Linked DNA regions of Homo sapiens: regions 2 and 3 are each linked to region 1. The links are chromatin loops, found by intact Hi-C in ENCODE. Cell type or tissue: mammary epithelial cell. All regions are shown on one strand.

Region 1 (8,000 bases):
TCACAGTCGTGTTCCACACTGGGTGGGTCCAGAGGTAGAACTCATTGCCTTTCTTTGAATCCCACACAAGACCACCCAACAAGGCATTGTAGTTGGTGGAAAACTCCATTGAAGAAAGGGTCTATATTGCAACAAACAAGCATCTAGAAATAGAATATTAAATATCCCTCCTCTTAAAAATCCATTGTCCAATTCAGACTTCAGCATAATGTAATCTTCTGTCTTCTTTTCTCTGTGTTTCCATCTTGAGAGCCATCCTATTATCTGTGTCCTTTCTTTGTTGTCTTAGGAAGAATATTTTGGCTTATCCTTTGTTTTGTTCTCTCCTTCCCGGACCTATTATGGTAAATGTGGAATTTGCAGATAGGCTTATTTGCGCTCCCCAGCCTGCTCCCTTAATGCTCTCTGGTAAGACACTTCTTTGAGTCCTCCGAGGCGAGTTGCTGCCCCCCAGCACCTGCTCTTCCCCATCGCAACCCATGACAGTAAACGCACTGCACATACTTATCCCACAGACTGCTGTGAGAACTAGATGGAGGCTATGTGTGAAGCTGCAAGCTCTTGGTAAAGTGCTACAGAAATTGGTAGACACTGTTACTATGATAAGATGTTCAGAAAATAATGGATCGATTAAAGTTTCACTTATCTATTAAAAGATAAAAAACTCTATGATTGAGACCTTTTTGGAATATTGGAAAATATTTTTGTGTGCTTATTAGCATACTGATATGTTTCAGTACACATTTCATGGATTTATGGCTAAGGATGTTACTTTCAAGAAGGTAACTATACATCGCTCTCTACTAGCATGCTGTTCTGTTCCTGAGAAATAGTGGCTGGGCGAAGGGTATGCAAACATTTCTTAATATCTCATCCAATACCATTTTCCCACTACTAATTATTCAACACATGGAAATGTAGGTCAAAGCATTAAAAAAAAAAACTAGAACAGCAATACCTTGGTGGTTGGCAGGTGTTTATTTAAAATATTTACGTTTTAGCCTTATTTTTTAATACTTCTTTTTCATATATATTAGATATTTAACTAAAGAAAATAATAATCATTCTCATGGAATACTTTAAAATAGTAGAAACAATCATGAATAGAAATGAAGATTTAGGCCTATACTACCCTAGGCTCTGTCATTCTTATTCCTAACCATTTGCATAGGAAATTTAGATTCACCCACTTCTCTTTCTTAGAATAAGATTCACAGGTTTTTGGGCATATTCCCATTGCATGCCTGACTGGGGAGGTGTTCAAATCCCTGCTTTTCTACTCCTCAGCCCTGTGACCCTGAGCAATTTCTGTGGCTTGGTTTCCTCATCTGTAAAATAGGATATTAATAGAACATATCCCTTTAACGTTGCAGTGATCACATTAATTAGTTGATGCAAAACAGTCCATCTAGAACAGTAAGCCCTCAATAAATGCTAGCTATCATTATCATTTCATAGCCAGCCCCACCATGGATGGGTCATGTGACCTGAAGCAAATTTAAATTCTCTGGATTTCAGTTATCTCTCATTGAAGGAATTAGGCTCCATCAGTGGTTCTCAAACTCAAGTGAGTATCAGAATCACAGGGAGGGTGTGTTATGACACTGAAGGCCGGGCCCCACCCTCAGAATTTCTTATTCAGTAGATCCAGGAGGGAGTGCAATAATTTGTATTTCTAAAAAGCTCCCAAGTGAAGTTGATGGCTGATCTGGAGACACACCTTGAAATTCTTCTGCTTACTCTAAACAAAACGTGCTTTTTTATCTTGAGTGCACATCAGAACCCTCTGGGGAGGTTAAAAGTCCCAGTGAAATCACAACCTCTGCAGATGGTAACCAGATCTTAGTGGCTTTTAAAGTTCTCCAGGTGCTTCCATTGAGCAGCTAAGGTTGACAACACTTCTAACACCGCTTTCAGGTGAAAAAGAACTATCATTCTAACTTAAATGAAGGAGAAAATGAATTCATCATTCTGACACCGTTATCTATTCTTTCATGCATGGGCTTATCCTATGAGAAATAAACATTTACTAAGGTGTATGCATGTTTTTAGAACATCCATTGGGAAGCATGTTGTACAGCTTGTAGTAAAACAGCATGGTGCATGCTGAAACTGTTATAGGCTTTGCAAGTTATTTTTTATAAATTAGTTTTGCTGGTGTGCTGTTTGATTATTGGAGAGTGGTGTGAACATGTTTCTATGCATCCCAGGGGGTTGCTGTCACCTTTAAGGGGCCTCTTTAAATCCCAGCTCTTTCATTTACAAATTCTATGACCTTGGATGAGTTTCTTCACTTTTCTGTGCCACAAGTTCTCAGTAAAATGGAGATAATTATAGAACTTACTTCATAGAGCTTTGAGAATCATACAGGTAAAGTTATTTTACGTAATTAGCACTCAAAAGTGACCATTAATAATCTAACGTTTTAAAATATATTAATAGGCCAGATGCAGTGGCTCACACCTGTAATTTCAGCACTTTGGGAGGCTGAAGTGGGTGGATCACTTGAGGTCAGGGGTTCAAAGCCAGCCTGGCCAACATGGCGAAACTCCGTCCCTACTAAAACTGTAAAAATTAGCTGGGCATAGTGGCGTGTGTCTGTAGTCCCAGCTATTCAGGAGGCTGAGGCAGGAAAATCGCAGTGAGCCGAGATCACGCCACTGCACTCTAGCCTGGGTGACAGAGTGGGACTCCATCTCAAAAACAAACAAACAAACAAAAATTAATAGTTTAAATATTTTTAATATATTTCAATATATAAAGATGTAATTTTTATTTTAAATATATTAAAATAGATAAGTTTAAAATACATAAAGTAAATATATAAAATTAATATGTTAAAATGTTTACTGAAAGTTTACATTTTTCTCTGTATTGCTAAGAGCAATTTATTGCCTTATATGTTGTGTAATATCTAGAAAACACACCTATGTAATTTCCAAATTATAACCACCTTGGCTCCTGGACAAGTAGGACTGTGTCTGATTTTTTTTTTTGCATCCTTGTCACTACCTGCCACTCTGAGATCACTTGTTGTCTTTCCATATATAATCACCTCTAGGTACACTTCTTTCATTATTTCTACGCATCCTCTCCACTTTGCTGCATTCTTGTGTGCATTCTTTTCTCCCACGTTGGAAAGAAATATGCATATTGAGCGATTCCAACCCCCAAAGGCAAAAATTACTAGCCAGTGTTGAAAATGAAAGCAAGGAATTTTTTGGTTATTGTTGCTGTAACTTTTTGATGTGCGTACATATGTGCGTCTTTTTTTTCCCCCTAGGGGTGGAATGGGGTGGTGTTAGTCAGGGATTACTGACAGGACGGTGTTGCCTACTGTGTTGGAGAGACTAAGACTGGGGAAAGATTCTCCAAGGCTGGGAAATGCAGACGTCCAGTCTTGGAAAACAGTTTGTCGTTGGTCGTTATGTCAGAAGAGGAGTGTATTCCTGGAAGAAGGCCCACAAAATATACCCAGAGCCCAGGTGCCTTTCTAAGACGAATCAACATTCACTCACAAGTTCAGCTAATATATGACAGAAATACAAGAATGAACAAGACTCCTGACTTAAGCTTACAGCTGATGGGAAACTTGGGAACTGGACAGAGAATTAAAATACAACGTGGTTAGGTACAACTTACCTGCGCCAGAGGAGTGACGGAAGGCCTTGGACGGGGAGTGATGCCTGGAGGATGACAGGGCGACAGGTAAGTTAGGGGGCTGGGAAGGGGAAGGGCGGCCCTGTGGGTAAAGGGAAGGAGGTTAAAGTCAGCAGGGAAACAGGCAGTTCCCTGTTGCTGGAGCAAAGCGCGGGGGTGTGGCTCTCCTGTCTCTGGCTTTGCTGTCAACAGGCGAGATTGGCAAGTAGGGCGACCAACCGGCCTGGTTTGCTCGGGACCGGGGTTTCCTGGAAGGTGGGACTTTCAATGCTAAAACTGGGACAGTCCTGGGCAAACAAATCAGTACGGTTGGCCACCCTATCTTTGTGTGGGCATCTGCTAACTGAGTCATGGGCCTGTCTGGTTTATTTATTTATTTTTTTTCTGCCTGAGTAACAGAAGAATGTGTTAAACATATGGAGTATGGAAGAAGAAGGAGAGGGGAGATAGGATTTTTATGTTATAGATTGGAAGAAGACATCCTTGATGAAGGAGATGTTTTTACTTTGGAGAAGGACTGCCTCAGCCGCGAAAGACCAAGGGGTGGCACCACAGGGAGAAGTCTGCACTGCGCTTGTCAGGACGGCCAGTGGGGGGCTGCTGAGCGCAGGGAGTCAGTCCTCGCAATGAAGATATAGTCTCGGGGAGATAATGCTGGAAATCGATGGAAGAAGTGGAACAGGACACAAATTTAGTGGAATTTCTTTACAATGTGTGCTTCTTGTCACCAGTTCGTTAACCATGATAAAAACGGTTATGTTGTTACATTCATCAAGATCCAAATTTTCTACCATTTTAAGATGTCTATCAGTCACAATGATGATCACTGAAGACCGAACGAGATCATTTCCTCTAAAAATTATGTTACATTTATCCATAATGGCATCAGTGTCTGTTACACGTTTGCTTTAATTTTGAGGTCAAATACGACATTTGTAAATCTAGCACTTCATGTGATTCTGTAAGCACTAAACAGCTAAACATATTTACTTCTTTTTTTTGAATCAATTAGAACAGTGCTGTACAATAGAAAAATAGAACAGTGCTGTACAATGGAAACAGTGCTGTACAACAGAAATCTGTCAGCCACACGTGTCGTTTAAACTTTTCTAGTAATCACATTAAAATTGTAAAAAGAAGCCAATAAAAGTAATTTTAATAATATATTTTGTTTGACATAATATAGCTAAATATCAATTTTGACATGTTCTAAATATAACAATTATTAATGAAAAATATTACATTCTTTTGGCTTTGTACTAAACATTTGAAATGTGGTGTACGTTTTTCACTTATAGCACACGCAATTCAGATGCTACATTTTTATTAGGAATATTTAATCTGTAGATAGATATCGTAAAATTTACATTTGAAAAAAATAGATTCAGACACCTAAGTTGTTACAAGCATACTTAAAAGTTTTCAATGACTGAATTGAGTATCAGTTTTAAAATTTAAATCAATGAAATTAATTAAAATGAAATGAAAATTTAGAAACTATTCCTCAGTCACGCTGGCTACATTTCAAGTGCTTCATAGCCACATGAAAGCTGTATTGGACAGCAAAGAAGTAGAATATATTTGGAATAAAAATTTTAAAGTGGACACATTGTGTTACTCTCGTTAGCCATGCTATTGCTATTTTTTTTCCTATAGCTAATTAAAACCTTAAGATCCAGTAGGTTCTCCACCTTTTTTTAAAGCATTAGTTCCATGTCGACCCTGTAGATGGCAGCACTTTCTTCCTAAAACTACATGGAGGAGTTGCCTGGGCTTGTCACTCAGATTCTGGCACTTTTCATAGAAAGAGTCTGAATTATCTGGAAAATTCTTTGGTAACATAGGTCAGAATCTTTTCAGCTCTATTGTTATTCTGCACAGATGGCTGTTGCTTATGAAAACAATCTCTCAGCCTCTAGTCCAGGATATTACTCATTCCTCAGTTCAAGAAACTCTAGGGTGAGAGGAGAAAGGGGTTCAATTACAGAACTGTTATCAAAATGCGTTGGTTTATGCACATCCGTGTTTTGGACATGGTGATTCCAAGAGACTCTTAATAAAACTTTTCAAAGTAGATGAGAGACAGTTTTTCCCTCACATGCTGTGGCAATATTAATCTATGTTTTCATGTTCCACTGGACTTTGTAATTGAATTTTAAGGAATGCATACAGGGCTTCATATTTATATATAAAATATCCATATCCAGTGTTGAAAGAAATTAACAATAAAATATGTACCTGTATAAAATTTGTGATTTTTGAAGCACCCCTCTCTTCCTCTTCGCATTGCATTTGTGGTAGGAGAACATGAGACAAGGAACGAGGTACTAAGGACAAAGAAGGAGCGATTCAGAGGTGGATTTCCTGAAGACCAACAACATTTTTGCATAGCTCGTGAGGACTCTCTGATACTAAACTCCAATAAATGATGGTTTGGTGTTTTGATTGCTTTTGATTGACATTTAAAAATTACAGGAGACTGAGATAGGAGGATTGCTTGAGCCTGGGAAGCGGAGGTTGCAGTGAGCCAAGATTGCACCACTGCACTCCAACCTGGGTGATCGAGTGAGACCCCATTTCAAAACAAACAAAAAAATAAAAAATAAAAAAAAACAAATAAAAATCACACGCCTCTTTTTTTCACTCAATCTGTTTTCCAAATAAAATATCAAGATTCTATTTGAATTTTAATAATGATTTTGCTGAGTTTTATAGCTTGAATACTATGGCAAGTATAATGTCTAAAATGCTGTGATTTTGACTTAAGAAAAAATTTACAGTTTTCTTAATATACTCTTTAGTTCTTTTAAACTCTAATACATGAAATGGATTGCTAATGAGGGTAGGAAGGGGGAAAGACTGGGGAGAAAAATAGCTAACTTTTCTAGCGATAGATACATGTCAGAAGCTGTAGTAGGTTCTTTTGCATGTGTTTACTTACATTACCTTCTGTAATCTGCATTGCAATTTTTTCATAGACAAGGAAACCTAGACTTAGAGAAGTACAATACCTGTCATCTCGTAAATGACAGATATAGTTGAGCAAATCTACTGAAATGGTTTAGCTTCTTATCTTTCCAGACAACAGATAAGGACTTATTCTATATGAAGACATCTGAGAAATGAAAATATGGTTTCAGGTTCATAGAATCTTTTACACCACGTATTTCTGGTTCTCTTTCTTCTATTCAGATCATTCTTTCATCTGTTTCTTTTGTCTTCTTTTCCAAAATGTAGCAATTGCCCCAAATTCAGTACTTGTCTCTCTTCTTAACAATCACATCCAATCCCATGGCCTCAACCATCTTCCCTTGCATATAATTTCCACATTTACAACTTTATTCTCTTGATTACTCAGGATAAGATAATTGCTGAACAAATAACAGCATATATCTCAGCTTAAGAGAGTAAAAGTTTATTTTTCTCTCATGCAAATTCTATTGCAGATATTCCCCACCTCCTTCCCTAGGTTGTCCTCAAAATGCAGTGACTCAGGGAACTCCTCTTTCTGTCTTAACCTATTTTAGGTCTTAGACCCCTTTGGCAGTCTGGTGAAGCCAATAAATCTCCTCTCAGGACAGTTTCTAAATGTGATAAAAGAAAAAAAAGATATAGTGACAGATCTAATAATTAAAATTCAAAGTTAATTTCAAATTAGTGATAGGTAAATATATTTCAAGATGTCTGCACTGAATACAGCGTGATAGGTAATATATATGATTTATCTTGGTGACAAAGACATTGGTATTGCTAACACTATTATAGCTGCCATCTGTATTCACAAAGGGAGATGTCAAATTCCAGTTAAAAGAAAGATTTTCTTAACCCAAGTTCATAGGACTTCCTGAATGGTACAGATGCTAAGGTCTAGTGGCTCCACAACTACCAAAGCCTTCTTAGTGTTCTCTGCTGGATCTTATGCATCCAATTGACTGACAAGCAAAGAACCTGCAGAATAATAGGAGACATTTGTTGGGTGGGGAGAGCAAACCTAGAAGGGGCATATACCCCTTACAATTATAGCTCTATGCGCTAGAATTAGTTATATCATTCCTCCTAGATATGAGGGGACTAGGCACTGTACTTCAGCTGTGTGTCCAGGAAAAAGGTAAGGTATGGGGAATGTGGAGCAATAATTATTTGAAGCAAGAATCACCAGTGGATGCTAAAATTCGTGAGGGAAAACAGGACCAGAAACAGGATATTTTTAAAGTCTCCAAGTACCTCCACATAGGATACTTATTAATTGCAAAGGGAAAATAGTAACTTTACAGAGAAGAAGAAATCTGGCAGACACTACCATATCCAAGTGATCAAAGGTGACATCAGTAGTGGGACAC
Region 2 (8,000 bases), 570 kb after region 1:
GTCGCTCTGGTTTGAACGCCTCTGACGGAAACCTTCCAAATGTCAGAGACAAGGCAAAGTAGCTTGGGTCACCAGGTGGGCAGTGGTGTTATGTACAGAGTTGGGGAAGGCTGGAGTACATTCGCAAAGTGGAAAGGCAATGGTTTAGATTCATCTACTCCCTGCATACACAGCAAAAAGAAACCTCTAAGATACCATCTCTGCCAGCCCAATATGTGGCCAGAGGATCATTTCTTTGGATAGTGTTTCCTCCAAGGGGTTGGTTCATGGACTTCCATACTTCCCCACTGCTCACTCCCATTGCCATTTACTCCCACTACCCAAAAAACACCTCTTAAATCCCCTGACTGATATATGAAATTTTGTCCTTAAAGCTAGGTTCAATCACAATTAAAATGTTAACAAGAGTATCATCTTGAATGTTTTTATTATGTGTATATCTAAAACAAATACAGCAAAATATTGGCATTGTTTATTATCTCTGAATGGTAGTATCATAAGTGATTGTGATTTAAATTTGCTTATTAAGACATTTCTGTATTTTCTAAGCCTTTTATAATAAACAAAACTTTTCTTATAAAATACATTTTAAAAAATTAAATTTCTAGGATGGTTCACAAATTTTTTTAAAAAAGAGTTCATGCTTCTGAGAAAAAATAAATCTTATTATCCCGATCCCTATTCTCTTTTTTCTCTGTACTTGCAAACAGCACTCCAGTAGACAATATATTATTATTGACTCATAATCACAGAGAAAAAACATCTTTAAGTTTATTTAAAATCTGACCCAACTTCCAATTAAGTTAATACACTTATAATTTTCTTTTTTCCCTTTTTTTTGAGACAGAGTCTCACTCTGTGGCCCAGGCTGGAGTGCAGTGGCATGATCATGGCTCACTGCAACCTCCGCCTCCCAAGTTCAAATGATTCTCGTGCCTCAGCCTCCCAAGTAGCTGAGATTATAGGCATGTGCCACGCAAGGCTAATTTTTGTATTTTTAATAGAGATGTGGTCTCACCATGTTGGCCAGCCTGGTCTCAAACTCCTGGCCTCAAGTGATCTGCCCACCTCAGCTTCCCAAAGTGCTGGGATTACAGGCATGAGCCACCACACCCGGCCACAATTTCCTATATATTTTAAATTATTTAAATTATATATAAATATGTAATACAAACTGCATTTATATTATACTTTAAATTAATTACATATAGCTCAAATATATAACTAATGAATTGATAAGCTTACAGTCCTACAGTTTTAGCATAATATGGTGATGAAAATCTAAAAAAAGAATAATGTTCCATGTTTGCTTAGTCACAGAGTTTTCTGACTAAGCAGTCTACTCTGTAGACTAAATCACACCTGCTTTTCTCAGGAATAATGTAGAGTATGAATGTCTTCTGATGAAAGTGGCCATCTGAAGCTTCAGTAATATATTTGAATGTCTACTTTATAATCTGTTTTCCCTGGCACCAAATGATGTTTGTTCAGATTTGCTATTCCTTAAAGCAGCGGTCCCCAAACTTTTTGGCACCTGGGATGGGTTTTGTGGAAAACAATTTTTCCGTGAATGGGGCTGGAGGGGGATGGTTTCAGGATGAAGCTGTTCCACCTCAAATCATCAGATATTAGTTAGATTATCATAAGGAGCATGCAACCTAGATCCCTTGCATGCGCAGTTCACAGTAGGGTTTGCACTCCTATGAGAATCTGATGTGGCCTCTGATCTGACAGGAGGTGGAGTTCAGGCATTAATGCTTGCTCGCCTCCCACTGTGCGGCCAGGTTCCTAACAGGACATGGACTTGTGCTTGTCCATAACCTGGGGCTTGGGGACCTCTGCCTTAAAGAGTTGTATTAATGTCTAAGGATTGACAGACACTCAGGCATATTGAAGTGAATACACTGAACACATTTCAGGTTTTCTACTCTGTTGGCCTCTTTTATCTCCCTTGGGGGCAAATTAATTCCCACCTTAACTTGTGAAACCATGTTCTGTGCAATGTTCAGCTCCAGCTCAGAGTGCCTCCTCTTCATGTTCTGCAGTTGCTGATCAGCATCTTGCAGGTAAATCCAGAGCTCAGACTTCAGGTGCTTGATCTCTTCCCAGCCCTGAGTTAAGTTCTGGGCCTGGACAAGCTTTTGTTCAATCTTGAGAAAACACAGAGATAAAAGTTAGCAACCATACATGGAAACATTTATGGTTAATGAATCAGAGATGGAACTTTCCAGCTGGCCTGTGCACTCATTTGACACACACATACACACGCAAACTCACACACACAAATACATAAATTTAAAAAGTACTTCTTTATTTGCTTCAGGAAAAGCAGATTTTTTTTAAAAAAATGTAGGGTTCCTAAAGACTTTAAATGTCTACAAGTTATGCTATATGGTTTTAATCAGTGTTGTGAAACTCTAATAATTTTTTTTTTTTTTTGAGACAGAGTTTCGCTCTTGTTGCCCAGGCTGGAGTGCAATGGCACGATCTCGGCTCACAGCAATCTCTGCCTCCCGGGTTCAAGTGATTCTCCTGCCTCAGCCTCCTGAGTAGCTGGGATTACAGGCTTGCGCCGTCACACCCAACTAATTTTGTATTTTTAGTAGAGACAGGGTTTCTCTACGTTGGTCAGGCTGGTCTCGAACTCCCAACCTCAGATAATACGCCCGCCTTGGCCTCCCAAAGTGCTGGGATTACAGGAGTGAGCCACTGCGCCCAGCGAAACTCTAATAAGTTTTATCAATGTATTAGGTCTAAAGCTGCTCTGATGGTTTTTCCCATTGGGCATTTCAGTAGATTCATCTGTATGACTCATGAATTTGGTGTTAAGGTTAACTAGAAAAGACTTCTGTTATTCTCTGTTGCACATTTGTTCATCTGTCTTACAACATGCTGAATTATTAATGTTTTGGATATGTCTTTGATCTGCTTCACTGGTTTTTGAAGCTGTGTAATTTGTTTCAATAAATCATTTCTGTAAAAATAAATGGGTTACATTGGCTGGGAATGGTGGCTCGTGTCTGTAATCCTAGCACTTTGGGAGGCCAAGTCAGGTGGATTGCCTGAGCTCAGGAATTCGAGACCCACCTGGGCAACACAGTGAAACCCTTTCTCTACTAAAATACCAAAAAGTAGCCAGGCATGGTGGTGTGTGCCTGTAGTCCCAGCTACTCGGGAGGTTGAGGCACAAGAATTGCTTGAATGTGGGAGGCGGAGGTTGCAGTGAGCCAAAATTGCGCCACTGTGCTCCGGCCTGGGAAACAGAGTGAGACTCTTTCTCCAAAATAAAATAAAATAAAATAAATGGGTTACATCGTCTTTTGTAAGGATTTAAAAACAGATTTGATAATATTAAAGAGAAAAACCTTATTATTTTGACATTTTTTTCCTGTGAATCATTTTACTGTTCTGTGAATATTTAATAAATTAAATACCAAAACTAAGTCTTATTTTTCTTTTAAACTCAAGTGTGGGCCAGGCGTGGTGGCTCATGCCTGTAATCCCAGCACTTTGGTAGGCCAAGGAGGGAGGATTGCTTGAGCCCAGGAGTTCGAGACCAGCCTGGGAAACACAGCGAAGCCCTGTCTCTACAAAAAGTATAAAAATTAGCTGGGTGTGATGGTGTGTGCCTATAGTCCCAGCTATTGGGAGGCGGAGGTGGGAGGATCACCTGAGCCCAGGAGGTTGAGGCTTCAGTCAGTGATGATAACGCCACTGCACTCCAGACTGGTTGGCAGAGTGTCTCAAAATAAAGAAACAAACAAACAAACAAACGAGCAAACAAACCCAAATGTGTTTCATGGAAGAGTTTAAGGCTGCAGTGGCAGCAGCCGGGAAAATACGCCTCCAGTGCTGCCATCTGTCTGTGTGGGCCGGTACTGCTAGCTCATCATAGCCCAGACAGTTTCAAAATCCTTCTGAACACCACACTTTACCAATGAACTAGAAGGATTGTGACAGATGGCATGCTCTTTGACATCCTTGATATAATAAAGAAAGGGTCAAGAGCCCCTTTCATATTAAGTATTGCCTAAAGAAAAAGGTGGAAAAGGAGAAAAGAACAAAAAAAGGTGTGGCAAGATAGGAAAATTGAGAGAATGGTCATTAAGGAGGAGAAAAAAGAAAGGTTCTAATGGGCAGCGAATGAATGGGACTAAGTGATTCAGTCCCAATCTGATGTCATCAATGTCAGGATGTGCTTAATTTTCTATGAGTTAGCTGAAATTCAAATATCTATTTATTATAATGGCTGTAGAACCATTACATACAGCAAGAACAAGCCAAGAGCTATTTTCTTTCAATCTCACATGAAACATTCAAGCAAGAGAATATAATAAAACAAACAAATTCAATGTGATTTTTCATTTTCTTACCGTTTGCTCTGTTTGTTGAATGTCTTTTGCTGTGGTTTTCACCGAAGCATTTGACAGGTCACACATGGAGCAAAGGAGATCTAGGTAGGTCCTTGCCTGCTCTTGCAAAGCTCTGAAGTGTTTGACCTGGAAAAGGCAGTTATCAGAGTGAAAGAGATGCATCAGCTATTTAGATAGCAAATACTTGTATCATTTGGAATATTCTGTTGACATTTCAAAAATAGTCTTGCTATGCTCAGTGTTTTCACCATTGTGTTCAAGTGACATATATTAGTGACTCACAGGAAAAAATTTAAATCACCAATGGGGATTTATTTGTCCACCATTTGCTTCTCCTTGTAAGTAAAGTATTCTGTATGGTCTGGGAAAGGGGAAAACGCAAGAAACTTCTATAATCTTTCCAGATTATTTGCTCACATGCCAGCTTATTTTCCATTCCAGAGAAAGAATTTGTAGCCTACGCTGTCCTGCCTCTTAACATGCTTTTGCATATCTTAGAGACAGAAGGCAAAGGTCCGTGAGTTGGTAGGTTTCATTGGAGTGAGGTTAAAACACAGATGTCTGGGCTTCTTTACTTTGCAGGAGATTCATCTTGTATTATTCTCTTTCCACAAGCCCAAGAAAGGCTTCTCCAGGTGGATCTTTAATCTATTTATAGAAACAAAGAAATGTGTTTCTTTGCAGATGCGCAGATTCTACTCAGGCTCCATTTTAGATACTGGGCATAGAGCAGCCCATAAAGCAAAACCCTTGCTCCCAGGGAGTTGACATTCTTAGGAAGGAGATAAATAATATATAAATAAACAAACTTGCACTGGGATGTTTAGTAGTTTTAAATATCATGTGGGAAAATCAAGGTGCTAAGCAGATAGCGTATGAGGAAGAAGGACTGCCACTTCAGGGACAGTGTATCTCCCAGGCCCCTCTGAGGAAACGACCTGAATGCATGGCATGGCATAAGGTAAGAACATTCCAGGCAGGTGGATGTGGTGGGTAGAGAGACAGCAAATGCAAAGCCCTGAGGCTGGAGCAGAGTGAATCAGGTGTGAGCAGAGGTCGGAGGGTGGGCGGGGGCAAGTCATGGAGCCCCTTACAAGGAGAGCTGACCATACATCCCAATTTGCTGGGTTTTGTCTCTAGTCTAGAGTTTCTCAACTCAGAACTATTGACAGTTGACTCCAAATAATTCTTTGTTGTGGGGCTGACTTATAGCTTGCTAGAACGTCAGCAGCATCCTTCGCGTCTACCCACTTAATGCCAGCAGTGTCCCCACCACTCCCAGTTGTAACAACCAACAACGTGTTCAGACAGTGCCAAATGTCCCTTGTAGGAGCAAAGTCACCATCTCCTCCACCCCAGTTGTGAACCACTGCGCTAGTCCCATTGGATTATGTAAAGCAGACTCTGTCTTATCAAGAAGGTTCCATTTGAGAAAACAAATTCTATAATCAGCCTGTTCATAAGCCGTGGTAAGAAAGTTGGAATTTAAGTGTGATGGGAAAATATCGGGAGCATCATGATCTGAAACAGGCTTTCAAAGACTCCCTCCGAACATCACGTGGAGAACGGCTTGCCACAGGGGTGGCAGGCAGCTATGGTGTCCAGGTGTTAGGCTACTGCAGGGATCAGATGAACCATGAAGATGGCCTGACAGGGGGTGGTGGCTGAGGTAGTAAGAAGTGGTTCTTGATTACTACATAAATAGGGATAAATAAGGAAGGCAGTATTGACTACAAGTTGCAGGGATAAAGTTGACTTCCAGGATTTTCCCAAATCATAGAGTCAATCATGGTGCCTGATTTTGTGACTCCAATCTGAGTATTTTTCCTCTGCACTGTGTGGATTACCTAGACATGCTGTGTTCCTGTGGATATAATAAACACAGATCAATTTCCCATTAAGTCAGGAGTAGCACCTTTTCAATTGAATGTACAAGCGAACTATGGTATTGTGAGTCATCAGCCACTGTGCACAAGTACCACATCATGCACCTATGACCCAGAGAAAGTTATTTGTCTCAAACAACTTTTGGATATGAGAAGAGAATAAGTTGTCAGAATTTGTATTTTATGAACATATTTAATTGAAAGGAATGATGGTATGATTTATATAGTTGATCTGATTCCGAAAGCACTGGAAGCAGCATATAGAGTGTTAGTGACCACACAGCTGCAAACGATGTTTGCTAAAATCAACTTTACAGAAAAATCTTATAGTACTTTTTCCCATTCCCTAAAGTTCACATTTTATGCCTTCTAAAAACATATAGCACTCTGAACGGAATCGAATCCATGTGCCATTTTCTTGTGGCAGCGGGGAGTGTATTATCTTCACATATGTATTGAGGGTTTATTGGGTTTACTAGACGGGTGGTGTTGGGGATACACACTGCATCTTGGTACCATGCCCATTGTAAGCGGATTCTCCAGTCACATATCCAAGCTCACCAGCCACTAAGGGCCTGGTCAATTTTACATGAACACAGTAAGTCCTCATTTAATGTCGTCAGCAGATTCTTGGAAACCGTGACTTCTTTAAGCAGGAAGTTGTATAATGAAACAACTTTTGTTCTCATCAATGCTATAACAAAGCTGCATATTGAAGGACATGACATTATTTGAGGACCTGCTGTACATGGTTTTGCTTACAGTTTCAGTTTCTAAGACCTACCGATGGAATTAAGTGAGGACTTATTGCACTTGCCAAGGGAAAAACTAAAACAAAAGAAATAACAACAAAAAATAAAAAATAAAAAAAGGGAACAAAATAAAAAACCTTTCCTCCTCAGAGTGACTGTAGTCCAAGTGTCTCCACCACCTCGAACTCCCTTCTCTGGCTACTTCCAAAGACCATTTTGAGAGACATGTGAAAGAGGCAGAAACAAGGAACCATACAGTCACGTAATCTGGAAGAAGGATCAGTATCCTCCTGTGACCACGGCTTACTCTGGTATGTGTAGGAAATCTCTTCCTGCTCTAGCAAAACATCACTGCCATTAATACTTTCTTCTCCCTTTATCTCTTTTATTTCTTTTTTGGTAACAGAGGAGAAAGATTAAGTGTTGGTCTGAATTGTTCTGAATAAAGTGCATTGGAAACAAACAGCCACAAGACAAGGTGGCTTGTGGGTCAAGGAAACTCACAGTCTAATAAAAAAGTAGAATATAGGCAGTCTTTAATTCATTTTTCTTGATTCAAGGAGAACTATGTTTCATTTGTCCTGATTCTATTCTTATAAAGTAAAATATGAACACTTTTGTGAACCATTGAATGACAATGTAAATCATTTTAGCCTTTAGAAAGTATACTTCGGGGGACAAATTAACTAGACACATTCTTTATGTGGACTCAGTGATCAAATACATTATGCTATTCTAATTTGTGCTAAAAAATTAAATTATTAAATACTGTTAATTCGTATCTGGCAGCAATAACCTTTATAACTAAATTCCTCTAAAATATTTTCCCACGGAGTCAACACTGCATACAAAAGCTGCTTAGTACAAAAGTTTAAAAAAAATATTTCCCACATATTCTGATTAAGTCTCAGCAATAACATTTTCAGCATGTGGATGTCAAATTAATATGGAATAGAATTCCCTTCACATGATAAAAACTAACATTTCAT
Region 3 (8,000 bases), 360 kb after region 1:
GAATGAAGTTAAGGAAGCAGAGGGCAGTGCTTTTCAGCAGTTAGGAGGAATAAAGTCTCCTCAGGCATCTCTTTAAAATGCCGGCTCCCAGGCCCCATCCCAGAGGTTGAACTAGGAGGTCTGAAGCAAGCCCGGGACTTGGAAAATCTAGCAAACCCCAGGAACCCTAGTTGAGATGGACTCAGACTACCTGCATTATGGAAAGCACAGACGGCAGTTTCAGGCAAGGTGAAGGGCCTCAGTTTGGTTTAAATACTCAATTTAGAGCAGGATTTGTAAACTTAAATACCTCTGGGGCTAGGGTGACACAGACCTTGAGAGAAGTTGAAGGTTTACAAGTACAAAGAGGAGATACTCTCTCTCTCTCCCCCAATTCTGGAAGGGACAGCAGCCAACAAGCTCCGGCAATTACTGCCATGCAGGAATATGTGCTCCGGACTAGGGCACCAGAGCTGTCTACCAGAAGAGAAGCCAGAGACCTGAGTTTTATGTGCCCCAGAATTATTAAATGATACATTAAAATGCCACGAGCATCACATAATTCCATGAAGTCCACTATAGTAGGCAAGTTCAGAGGAGCAAAATAAAATCTCATTGCATATGGACTTAAATGATAGAAGAAAACTGTATTTTATCCGGTAGACAATGAACAATAGAAGGCTTTGCAGCAAAGAAGGAATCTGAACAGAAGTGTGCTTTAAGAAGATTTCTGTGGCTGTTGTCTGCTCGCAATGGAATGGAGAAGGGACCTCAGATATCAGCTCCTAGGAAGCCTCTCCCATGTGCAAAAGGAATGGAGAATAGAGGATGAAAGGTTTCCGGAAACAAGAATTCAGGAGATTTGATTGACTATGGAAGGAAGAGAAAAAAAGGAATCACCTGGGGTCTTCTATGTCTAAATCCATGCTGCCTCTTGCCATCCTTTTCCTTTAATATACACTAATGTTCCAGCTTCATTCATTGCACAGAAAAATGATCATTTAGGTTGCATTCTGATCAGTGCCTGCTTAATAATGAAACTTAGAGTTATTTGTTTAGGGAAAAAAAAGCACAGACAAACTATTTTATAATATCTATAATAAATGCAAAGAAATCAATACAAACAAAACTTGGCTTTAGCAAACTGTACATACATAAATATCTTTTTTTTTTTACTATAACATTCAACTTTTTTCACATAAAGCCTTCCATGATCTTATTTATTACATCTAGTTTTTCTTTATACCTCTAAAAAAAAGTGCCTTTTAGATTTACAGCTTGTGCTTCTAAAGCAAAGGTTAAAACATCATGCCCCAAAGGAAAACAAGGTAAAAAGGAAGCTGCCATATAAGCTCTTAAAAATTGTATGTTACAAGGTTCTAAAATCTCTTCAGCACTGGTTGGTTGGTAGATTGTACGACACTGACATGGTGCTTGGGAGGGTCATTTATCTGATGGTTGGAGCAGCACCATGGGAAAGCTGCCCAGATGGTCTACTGAAGTCCTTGGCTGTGCACAGAATGGGCCAAGGGCCCAGAATTCATGAGTCCGGGGAACTTTGGAGGTCCTTACTCAATCTCCTTAGTGCTAAGGTTCAGAGTCTCAAACCAGATTTCTTCCAAACCTTCTTGTTGTCTGTTTGTTCCCCCGTCACTGTTTATCTTCCACCTCTGAAGCCATAATTTGCACACATGTGATCTGGAGGAGGGCTAAAGCTGCCACACCGAGGGCTTTCGCCAAGATCAAGGTCCTCTTGTTGGTAGTTTGGGATTGCTTATGACCCGATCCTCCTTATGCTACCAGCACTTCTGCAGATGGCATCTGCTTAGTTCAGAGTGGAGGAGGGCCATTCGTGTATCTGAGCATGGGGTGGAATGACCGGGCAAAGTTGTTGGAGAGGGCACAGCTGTAGTCTTCCTCTGACATTGGTACAAGGCAGGCAAGCCCGATGAGGAGGAGCAGGAGAAGCTGAAGGGGAAGAGCTGCTCGGAGGACTCTGAACAGGAAGCCGCGGCCGGACCGACCTGGCCCTGGCTCAGAAAGGGAGGAATCGGAGCCACCTTTTGTGGACCTGAGAGAAGAATGGACATAAATTACTCAGATAACTCCAGTGTCGGAGGGACGCTGCTTTTTGCCTCTGCACCTTCCTGGAAGCTAAAGGGCCATGCCAAGCACACCCCAGCCTGGCGATCAGCTGCCAGCCTTCCACAGTGTGCCCAGGTCACCCCCCACCATCAAATGAGGTTGTTGGAAACTGCACTGACAAGAAATAAACATTTAGTCAGTCAACTAAACGTAAGTAATTAGGTTCAAATTCTACTCCTTTTACCCCTTAATGTGGTGAAACATTTTCTATCAACGAAAATAACTGCTCTATACACATTCTACTAGCATGAATTAAGTAGATCCAGAATAATTAAAATGTAGATATTTGATGCAGCATATTTTTGTTTTAAGAATATCATGAACATTGTTAAGCAAAATTAGTTGCTGTCAGAATCATACCAAGTATCCCATCTAGCCATCCTGGATATGCCAAAATCCATGCAGCAAAAATAAAAACAGTCTTTGTCATTTTGCACAGACCCATAAAAGCTTCATTAATCATAGAGCATACCCTGGTTTCATCTTGCACTGAATCAGCATCAGGCCCTGACATTAGCGGGTTCCAAAGCTGTACGAACAAGGAATAGCAGTGGAGTCTGTCTACAGAACACTGGTGTTGTATGATGTAGATGCTAGGCTGATCCTATCACTGACGTCATTACTTTGGAAAATGGACACCATTTTCTGAGGAGGATGGACTGTCATCCTACAGCCCCTTCTACACTCAAAGTGACAAGTTTTTCTATTTCACTTTTATCTTCCTTTTAAACAGTGCATTAGAGATTGAGTACAGGTTTCAGAACTCTTAAGAAGGACTGCCTGGAAAATACAGAATCTGGAAGTAGATTCTGAGTTGGGTGCTACTGTTTTCTTTTTGTGAACAGCCATTACCTTTTTTTGGTTACTAGCAGAAAAGATGAAGAAAGAAATGTTGTTTACGACAGGCATTTGGTGTACACTCAGACCCATACAACATTGAATGAACAAAAATAAAAGATGTAGCCAAAAGAAACACTCCCTCACAACTAGTATAAATTCCTTAAGAGTTTTAATATCACCAAGGATAAGGACATTGTATGTGAGGCTACTGAAATAATATGAGCGTGTGAAAGCTGTATTGGTAACTGTAGGTTTGGTCCAGAAGAAAGCACTATGTTTGTAGCTCACCTATTACCTATTAATTTCTGAAGACAGACTACCCTAATATCGGTGGGGGATGCGGAGTGACACCTAAGAAAATAAATGTTAAAAACAGATAGAATCCCCTTAGAAGGGAACAGAGGGAGTATTCAAAACTCTTTTATTAAACCATCAAAGAAAAATGGGAGAGGGCTGGGCACAGTGGCTCCCGCCTGTAATCCCAGCGCTTTGGGAGGCTGAGGTTGGCGGATCACTTGAGGCCAGGAGTTCAAGCCAGCCTGGCCAACATGGTAAAAATACAAAAATTAGTCAGGCCTGGTGGCGTGTGCCTGTAGTCCCAGTCACTTGGGAGGCTGAGGCAGGAGAATCGCTTGAACCCGGGAGGCGGAGGCTGCAGTGAGCCATGATCGGAACACCACTGCACTCCATCCTGGGCAACAGAGCGAGACTCTATCTCAAAAACAGATATTGGTTCTGCAGAAACCCCAAGAAACAGGCAGCACGCAGTGTTTCTATACACTTCTTGTGGTGTAAGGAAAAATCAAATCACTGGTTTAAATTGGAAGCATGTTCTTTTCTGAAATCCACACAAGTAACGGCAGGGTAATGTAACCTTGAACAACTCACTTCATCTCTAGGTGTCAACCTCTTCACTAACCTCTTCAAATTAGCATAGATGGTCTTCTAACTTTAAAGTTTACTGTTCGATGTTTTTGTCTTCTACTGATTTGTCAGTATAAATAATCTCCCAAGAAGCCACAAGAGCTCAATCACCATCTAGTGGTCAAACTGATTAACTGCCCTTGTGCTAAGACCAATGAGTTATTCCTAATAAGCTGAGGGAAAAAAAAAGTATATTTTGTGAAAATATAGTAGAACATAAAAGAAGTATGTCATATACCTTATTAATGGAAAAGGAAAATAGAAACTTCTTGAGTTACCTGAGCATAAAATATTCATGTTGAGACAGGGCCTTAGAGAGCATCCAGTTCATCTCCTAATTTTGTAGGGGAGTAGCTAAGGACAGTTCATGTTTACTCTTCTAATTGCTAGGCAGCACTCTGAGCATTTATGTTGGGTTCTGTCATTTAATCCCCACAGCAGTCCTCTGCGGTGTGTACTTATTAACTTCATTTTACAGATGATGTGAAAGAAAGCTCAGGGAAGTGAAATAACTGGCTCAAGCTCACACAGCCAGTGGCAGAAGATTTCAACCCTGTGATTTTAACTACCAGAACCTGGAGACTCTAGACAGGCTGAATGACTTGCTTCAGATTCTACAGTTAAAGGAAGAGGCCTAGCAGGGACTCAGGCTTCCAAAATCCCTGCCCACCGCACTCTCTGCTGTGAAATGTTTTGCTGGTTGGTGATAGGAATAATGGTAATGGTAATTCAGGTCGTATTCATTTCACAGGTATCTCACATGTAGAAGCAAAGAAGAGAATCCTGAACTTGCATCCTAAAATATTTGGAAACAAGTGGTTTCCTCGTGTCTAAAGCCTCTGGTCATAAGGCCTCACAGTATCCTGCAGATCATCAAATCCGTGTGTGGACGTGGGGACATTTTGTTTTGAGGCAGTTACATGACCATGGGCAAGTAAATTAGTCTCTCTGGCCTTCAGTTTTCTCATTTGCAATGATTCAATGGTTTGCCTTAAAGTGTCTTAAGAAGGATAGGATAGCTACCCACAAACTTTGGATCAAATTTTCTTCAAAACATCCTTCCCCTGACTTTAAAATATGCCCTGGCAACCAACACTCAACACCTGTAGCTAGATGAGTTATAACAGAGTGACTGAAGAGAGCTCCCACAATTCCTAGTTATTAAATACCTGACTAATTTTCATTAGGAGACATTTAAGAACTTTAGTGATGGGAAGATTTACATATATAATTGATAGTACAATCTGACAGAGCTGAATAGCTCCTGTTTGTCAACTGTTAAATTCTTTGTGCAATTAGGTCAAAGATCAAGATCAAAACAAGGGCTGCCCATTGACCTGTTCACTCCTGAGAAAAATGGCAAACCATTGAATCATAAATCATGACAGCCAAAATAATTTTAGGATATTAATGCACCCCTCATCTTTGCAAATGAGAAAACTGAAGGCCAGAGAGACTAATTTACTTGCCCATTTTTGATAAAAATGTCACCATTTACAGAATGTGGACTCCTATGTTGGAGTCTGTTGAAGGACATGGCACATTTAACAGCATCAGAGCATTTTTTATTAAAATTTAATTTGTGCATGACTTCTAATGCTGAAGAACGCCAAGCTAGGAAGAAGTCATGGGCTGAGATGGGGACAGAGAGAACACACAATATTCAGTGACTGTCCGTGCAGCTGGCTGCCCTTGAAAATATCCGAACTATCCACTGGGAAAATGCCTGTCCCCTTGGGGTAATTACCAGAGTTTCAACATGCCCAAAGCTGCCTCATCTTCAGGGGGAACTTGTTCTAGCGATTTTAGTATCAAGAAGCTAATGGTCCCAGGGAAAGGGTTATTTTTAATATTTAGCTACTGTGCTAAAAATCACCTAAGTTTCTAGAGTCTTGGGAAATTTCATAAGGGAAAGAACAAAGGCAACTTGTTGACTACCCACTGGTCATTCTCCTCTGGTCTTATTACATACATGGATGCCAGTTTAGATTGTGTTTATATAGGAAAAATTAAATGTGTGAGCCTCCTTAAGGAACATCATCAATACAGATATATCAGATAGTTCTGTCCAGCAAAAAACGTGCTTATTTGCTACAAGTAAATTTTTATTTATTTTTCTCACTTCCCTCACTCCTTCAAATTTCCAGGTAAATAGCTGCCCAGGAGTTGCTTCATCTCTGTCCCAAAATACCTAGACAATTGCGGGATAAGGAGAATGGCAGGGAGGGAGTAGTGGCTAAAATCACACCCTTCAAAAGAAAGTGTGTAGGACACACAATTGTGAGAAGTCTGAATGCCATGCACATAGGGTATGACTCACTTTGAAAATTGTTTATAATCAAGGAAATGAAAATGAGTTAATTTCGTGCATGCATCATTTAAAGCCAAATGAGAAGAAACTTCTAATTTATTTTGTTACTTTTCGGCTAACACTGGCAGTATGTAACAGATTTATTTTGCAGAAACATCTAGATTGTCCGTGATCTTGATCCTGCCCTTATGTGTCTTGTCTTTGAAACCCAGTGTTTCCTGGATATATGGTTCAGGAGACAAGTTTCCAGAATCAAGTTAGGACCCAGGTCTTCTTTTTTTCCAAACCAAACATTCTTGCTAATCCTAAACTACCTGAGGCAGCCTGTGGTGGCCTCAGCTCTAAAACCATTGTTTAAAGGCTTCTACCCATCAATGGCCCTTCAGCAGAGTGGTACGGTTAACGGGGTAGGGTCTGGAGTCAGGGGAGACCTGGGTTCAAATCCTACATCTTTACACCTCTAATCCCCAGTGTCCTTGTCTATAAATTGGGAATATAGCCATGTCATGGGATTCTTGTGAGGGTTAAATGAGGTAAAACACATACAATGCTTAGCATGTATACAATTAAGCACTAAATAATTGAAACACATTAAGTACTAAATGAATGTCAGCAGCTTATCACTATTATCTGTATAATGATACCAAGGGTGTGCCGACTCATACCCTTAGGGGTTGGCTGGATTCGGCCTTTTCTCTCGGGAAAACATACCTGATTTATTAATAGTGCTTTCAAGCATGTGATAAATTTCTCAAACTGCCTGTCTTGTTCCCTAGAAACACCAGGAAGGCCTACCTCAAATAGCAACAGAGAAACCTATCGGAGCCTTACCCTACAGCTTTCCTTGGGGCACGGGTGAGCAATCTGCCTTAGAGGGGAGAGGCTCTGTGCTGAGGCTCTTTGAATGCTTTGAATAAATAGATCCCCAGATAATGAAAAGACTTCAAAACAAATTCTACAAGAAACTGAGTAGTGTTTATAGTGAGGCCCTAGTGTACATGCAAAAAACCCCCACTGCCCTTGCTTAAATGTATCTGATTAACTTGAATACATTTTTAAATGAGGGCTTTTTTCCCTCTTTCAGTGTTTCGGCCAGTCATTTGCCACTTCTCATTCCATCTTAGTTCTCTGTAAAGAAGGTGCCAGAGACCTAAGGTGCCCAAGGCAATTTTGCATTTTACAATTCTAAGCTTTAGAATGAAGTCATCAATTTGCTACATCCGGACTACAGTGCAATTATTCCTTTGCCTTGCTGGAAATTGGAGTGAAATCTTTCTAGCTGTCAATTTCAACTCAGTTGCAGTAGTGTTTTGAAGAATTAATGGCGATAAGGTTAGAAAATTTTAAGTCAAACGTAGGGAAAAAGTACCAGCTAGACCATCATAAGCATTTGCTTTGAAAGCATGCTTCTAAAGTGTGTTTAACCTCAAATAACAGTCACAAATATGGTTATTATGAATGTATGCACAGATTTTTATGTTTCTAATTTTAAGAAGTTCTAGGGAGCTCCCTGTAACGATTTAGGGAATCTCTAGATTCTGATATACTGCAAGTCTTTTAATGGTAGGAATCACATTGAATTAATTTTGTAGGCCCAGGGCCTAAATTTAGTAGGTGTTCAGTACCTATTGGCATCAATTCATATGTAGGTTTAAAATACTGTATGAAGATACAGAATCACCACCATCAAATCAAATTGAAATATGTAACAGGCTAGTATAATATTAACATCTGACTTTAAACAACAACAAAGAAACCAAATGAGTAACTCCTCCCTTCAAACTAATAGTCAGTTTCTTCC

What was found. A loop is a pair of places that touch in the nucleus more often than their neighbours do. Peaks named below come from ENCODE experiments on the same cell type or tissue, not always from the same donor. Only the 100,000 strongest peaks of a DNase experiment are listed, where the experiment ranks them.
Region 2: a loop joins it to region 1, with 2.9 times the contacts of the local background. A loop is called at or near these places in 8 of 110 quality-filtered maps.
Region 3: a loop joins it to region 1, with 10 times the contacts of the local background. A loop is called at or near these places in 90 of 110 quality-filtered maps.

What each region holds. Positions count from the first base shown.
Region 1 is chr6:151,760,241-151,768,240 of GRCh38, forward strand. LOC107986529 (a long non-coding RNA gene) reads right to left here and starts at 5,902. Exons shown (of 2, transcript XR_007059818.1): 1 at 3,643-5,902. It also overlaps a transcript of ESR1 not described here. In mammary epithelial cell, CTCF peaks have their summits at 3,274, 4,246 (motif pointing right) and 5,385 (motif pointing right); DNase peaks (open chromatin) are centred at 3,301, 3,891 and 5,471; H3K4me3 peaks cover 1,710 bases; H3K27ac peaks cover 1,863 bases.
Region 2 is chr6:152,334,868-152,342,867 of GRCh38, forward strand. It overlaps SYNE1 (spectrin repeat containing nuclear envelope protein 1), which reads right to left. Exons shown (of 146, transcript NM_182961.4): 75 at 4,374-4,499; 76 at 1,974-2,150. Among named protein-coding and RNA genes, the nearest start is that of SYNE1-AS1, 42 kb to the right of the region's middle. RefSeq lists a silencer at 3,760-3,889. In mammary epithelial cell, a CTCF peak has its summit at 3,865; no DNase peak of the experiment used is centred here.
Region 3 is chr6:152,120,627-152,128,626 of GRCh38, forward strand. SYNE1 (spectrin repeat containing nuclear envelope protein 1) reads right to left here. Exons shown (of 146, transcript NM_182961.4): 146 at 1,061-2,050. The coding sequence ends at 1,810. It also overlaps a transcript of ESR1 not described here. Among named protein-coding and RNA genes, the nearest start is that of SYNE1-AS1, 260 kb to the right of the region's middle. In mammary epithelial cell, a CTCF peak has its summit at 4,006 (motif pointing left); a DNase peak (open chromatin) is centred at 6,965; H3K27ac peaks cover 1,233 bases.